2 separate regions of the Mus musculus genome follow, and region 1 is linked to region 2. A link is a loop called in an ENCODE intact Hi-C map of the cell type or tissue named here. Cell type or tissue: gastrocnemius. All regions are shown on one strand.

Region 1 (2,500 bases), 100 kb before region 2:
ATACACACACACACACACTTTATGGCCCATTAGGTTAAAACATTTTCTAATTTTCTTTCCTAGATTTATTCATACGCAGTGTCACCTATCAAGTGTTCTAAGTAAGCTAAGCTGGGGAGGTAGGGAACACTGAATCATTGATCATCTATGCATCACCCGAATCAAACCTTTAAGCAGGAAAGAAAAGACAAAACCAACCAACCAAACAAACAAACAAATAAACAAAAAACAGGAGATGGTATAGTGTAGCTTAGGTAATCAGAAAACTGTTTTCCAACTTCAAATTTTCTTTGTGTGTATGTGGTGATGTGTGTGGTGTATGGATGTGTGTGTGTGTGTGTGTGTGTGTGTGTGTGTGAAGGATTTTATCAATTGAACCATGTCTCCAACCTTTTAATAATTTTGTTAGAATTGTGTCATCTTATAAATATATTTATTTGGTCCTGCCAAGACACTGGAGGATTATCTAATTAAACCTTCACTTTATAGACAAAGACGGTAGGTTCTGGAAAAGCTGATTGACAGAAGTCAGTGAGCTAAGGCTTTATTGTGTATTGTTCCTGAAGTCCTCCCTGACAGAATACATGATTCCACGAGGCACGAATGAGTCAGTAGCTGTGGACCAAACAAGAGGGCTTGGGCTCATCCAGGTAGGTGTGACATGCTCTTCAGCACACTGGCTATCCTCAGGACAGCCAGGGAAGGCAGGGGTGTAGGTAGTAAAGAGTGTTATCAGGGGAATTAGGAAAGCTCTTTTTGGGTGCTATTTATAAAACACACATTTTTCAAACACTTACTATGAGTATACTGTGATTAAAAACCATAAAAGCAATAGTATTAATTCAGTCCGGGCTAACCTGTGATGTTCCGTAGAGGAGTAGTAAGTAAAGTGAGCTTTTAGCATTACTCAATACGCATTGGGAAGACCCTGCTCAGAAGAGTAGTGAGGGATGAGAATATATTTCCCTTTAAGGAGAGAGTCACGGAGGATCTAAGGATGGAAATGCTCTACAAAACATCTGTGCCTGCTTCCTCTTATTCGAAGCATCTGTGCAAGCTTCCTCTTATTATTAGCAGGATGATGTTAGGGTTAAGTGGAGCAGAAGGAGGCTTCTGTCTCCATATCCTAGGAACAATAAAGAAGATGGAAGGATGGGCTTCGGGGTTCGCTTTTTCTCAGTTTAACTGGATCAATGCCAACTGAATCATTCTCCCCCCTCCCCCAATCATTAATTTATGTTTTTAAATACAATGTTCTTTTTTTTCAATTCCATTAAGAAAATCTAAACGTATATAGACGCCCTATTGTAGATTTTTGAAAAATCATATTACTAAATATCTTAAAATATTTTGATAATAATGCTACCATGGAAATCAAAACATTTACTAAGTGAGTAAATTATACCTGGACTTTGCCATTTGTTTGCAGATGTAATACAACACTTTGTCCACTAGATGGAGAGAATGCTCTTAAATATAGAGAACCTATTATAAAGTAATAGGAAGGTCTAAATTACCTATTAAAGACTCATGCAAACCTCTTAAATATTACCTAAGATAATGCCACAAAAAACTATTAAACTGCTATAAATAATTATTAAAACTATACCAATCTGTGAAACATTTGCATGAGCTTTACTTTGAAACGGAATTCATTTCTTTCTTTTTCAAAGAGTGATCAGACTAGTCTGTAATTTAGAGGTTCAAGCCGGGCGGTGGTGGCGCACGCCTTTAATCCCAGCACTTGGGAGGCAGAGGTAGGCGGATTTCTGAGTTCAAGGCCAGCCTGGTCTACAAAGTGAGTTCCAGGACAGCCAGGGCTAATCAGAGAAACCCTGTCTCGAAAAACCAAACTGAAAAACAAAAAAGAAAAACAAAACAAACAAACAAATAAAAAACCTTAAAGGTTCAAGTGACCTTCCAGCCTCAGTCCCTGGAGTAGCTGGGACTAAAGGCACACACCATGCACACATGGTGAAGAGTTTGCCCTAGGACCAGGCTGGGGAGGAGAGGCTGAGATCAGTAACTGATATTCTATTGGGCCTTTACTTTAAAATTACTCAGGAAGACATCACTGATCCTCCACAGTACATCACTCAATGTCCGTTATACTAAGCAAAGCACCATTGATATCAGTGGTAGGCTGGGAAAGCCTTTTACATTTGGGGAATGCAAGTTTTCTCAGACTAGAGTGATTTGGGAGGTAGGCATTTAGTCTGAGGTTCCATCAGCATCCAGCTTTCCAGTATAGTAAGTGCTTCTTTAACCAACATTCATCATCAAGCAAAAGCTAGAGTACTGAAAACACTTAGCTCAAAGTATTACCAAATATCAACAGTGGTGAATAACATTATAGAAAGGTTTTATATAATGAAGAATTTAGTGAACAAGCTTGCATAGTTCTTTGTTCTTAGATTAATAGTGTGTGGGGGGGGGCACAGATATATGAAGCATAACATTTCTCAATGAGGCAGTAAAAAATCTACAAAGGAACAAAGGC
Region 2 (2,500 bases):
AGGCCAGATTCTTCAGTTCATCCAGCCGCAGCTTTCTTCTATTCCCTCTACTCCGCAGGCAGATGCCCACAGTGTTAAAGAACTTGCTTTCAGATCTACATGGTAAGAAAAACCTAGAAGCCACACATCTTGGACACAATAATGTTGGAGGCTTGGTGATAGTACGTTCCGGGCATGCAACACACATAATCAGGCGTGGCATGTCAATAACAAGCAAGCCAATCATATTCCTTCATGCACACTTGCCACAGGCGCTGGCTTGCCAACGTTCACCAAATGTCTTAATAAATTAATACCATCATGACGGACGCTAGCTGTTTTCATTAAAAAAAAAATCTAGGGTGAAAGTTTTCTCTCTGGTTTTCAACAAATAAAATCATTAATGTTTTAATCCAAATTTAAAATGTTTTCTCTGTAGACAACATAGAACGTAATTTAACTAAAAACAAAAACAAAATAGTGTGTATTTCTGTATAAGTTTCTAACTTTGTTGGTAGCTGACCTAAATAACAAAGACCCATTCTTAAGATTATGCAAACCATTTCCCTTTTATTTACTGTGGCTGCATCAGCTCCCAGCAGCAGTACAGCCAGGTATTTGGTTAACATTAACTAGCCTTTGCTGTGAAACAAAGTTGACAATATGTAGTAGGCATGTGGTTGAGAGTTGTTATGTGACTTCCAGAGAACTCACTAGAAATGCAATACGCCTTACACCTTAACTTCGAAATTACGGTATCTCATTCTTTGAGACAAACTTTAAAGTGAGTCACCCAGTGGGTCACGGAGTTAGCTTCAGCTTTGCAATGTGGGTTTTGCCCTGTGAATAACAGCCCTGTAGTTTGCTATTGTTTGCTGGGCGAATTAAATCAGCAGCTGTTCTGAGTAGTTAAAAGACTTAGCTTACAGTTTAGCAAGCTTGTTTTCCAAGACAGGAATTGATTAGGCAAATGAATACATCCACCCCCCACACACCCCACCCCCCAATCCCAGAACTGTAACTAACTGACAAGCTTTGTCAAGTTTACCTTTCAACTCTCAGAATGGGCTCTGAGAGTTGGGCAACTTCCTGCGACCTCAGGAGGTCCCCACAAACCCAGGACTATTTCAAATGCTTACAATAGCCCAGGAGCTGAGCCGGACATTAACCCAACCATGTGAATGAAGGAGATTCCCTCAAAGTTTTACTTGTAAGGGACCTACAGCAGATAAAAAGGCCTCCCTTGCTACCAAAAGGAAATTGCCATACCTGTAGGACTTTGAGAAACGCAATCTTGTTCTAGTTCTTGGAGATGGTCCTGGCACTGCGACTCCCAGGGGATCCCAGACAAAAGCCATTTGTAAAGAGAGTGCTAAGAGATCCACAGGAACAGCAGAATGTCAGAGCAGATACTGGACCCTGGGGCGGGAAGGCCCTTCAGGCTGCAAGAGGCACTTGTGGCTGAATGAGGGCATTTCTTCAGTGTGGTGGTATGTGCTGACAGAGAGGTGGCAGGCTGGCTGAGGCAGGGCTGGAAAGGGTGGCCAGCACTTCCTGCTGCGTGACACTTGCCCTTTGCGACAGCGCTTGCTTCACCTAGACAGTCTCTTGTTAGTGTGAGAAACAACTCCCTTGAAACTGCTTTTAAATATAGCCCAGCTTAAACAGCAGGGCCACATGCCACTCCTGAAAAGCATAGCCCCCACCCCACCCCCCACAGACATGCAGATGCACAGACTGGGAGGTGTGGTTCAATGGGTCAACTTACTCTTAGTGTGAATGTTAAACAGTAGTGACCTGTAGTGAAAGGGAAAATTACACATGGACCCAGGACTGGGAAACTTGACAGGAGTATTAAATTTCAACTCTGGCTATCCAAATAATTTTTTCTTATTCTAAATTCTCTTAGATACATGTATGAATGTCGTTATTAGAAAACCTTGTAAAAAAAAAACTTAGTAATTGTTAAAAACAAAACAAAACAAACAAAAAAAACCCCTCTCCTCCCTGCCAGTCAGTGTGAGATGAAAACAGGCAGATCACTTTCAGAACTCCTGGCAACCTTTCCCTCAAAGGGATGTCACTGTGTCACCTTGCAGAGTGAGTTATAAGGAGTGACTTTGACAGCAGAGATCAATGTCTTGTCCCGTTCTTCGCTCTTGAACAGATCCCTTAAAACGTCCTTCTTTCAAGTCACATAAAGGCTGAGAGATCCACAGAGCTCAGTTGTGTGGTCTCAGAGTTCAGCGCGCGCGGCAGGGAGACATATATTTCAAGGTGTCCTCAAGGACTCAAGGCACCCTGGTGTCGTCATCACTTCTCAGGAGTCAGTGGTATTTAATGCTGACAACACAGCCTAATTCCATCACTCCCTGCCCAAGCACTGGCCTGCTTGTGACCTCCATTGTAAACCAAGGCAGGGCTCTACACATCCAGGATAAGATTAGAGAAGCTTGGAGAAACCCTAAAAAAGATGTTAACCCCCTCTGAACTGGACAAAATTGACTAATCGCCCTAAGGG

What was found. Hi-C counts contacts between places; a loop is a spot of excess contacts. Peaks named below come from ENCODE experiments on the same cell type or tissue, not always from the same donor. Only the 100,000 strongest peaks of a DNase experiment are listed, where the experiment ranks them.
Region 1: it touches region 2 in a loop (4-fold over the local background); 4 of 42 quality-filtered maps call a loop at or near these places.

The regions. Positions count from the first base shown.
Region 1 is chr13:109,735,448-109,737,947 of GRCm38, reverse strand. The region is part of intron 3 of Pde4d (phosphodiesterase 4D, cAMP specific); the gene reads right to left. Among named protein-coding and RNA genes, the nearest start is that of Mir1904, 170 kb to the left of the region's middle. In gastrocnemius, a CTCF peak has its summit at 1,448 (motif pointing right); no DNase peak of the experiment used is centred here.
Region 2 is chr13:109,631,659-109,634,158 of GRCm38, reverse strand. The region is part of intron 3 of Pde4d (phosphodiesterase 4D, cAMP specific); the gene reads right to left. Among named protein-coding and RNA genes, the nearest start is that of Gm32703, 190 kb to the right of the region's middle. In gastrocnemius, a CTCF peak has its summit at 1,478; no DNase peak of the experiment used is centred here; H3K4me3 peaks cover 1,801 bases; H3K27ac peaks cover 2,389 bases.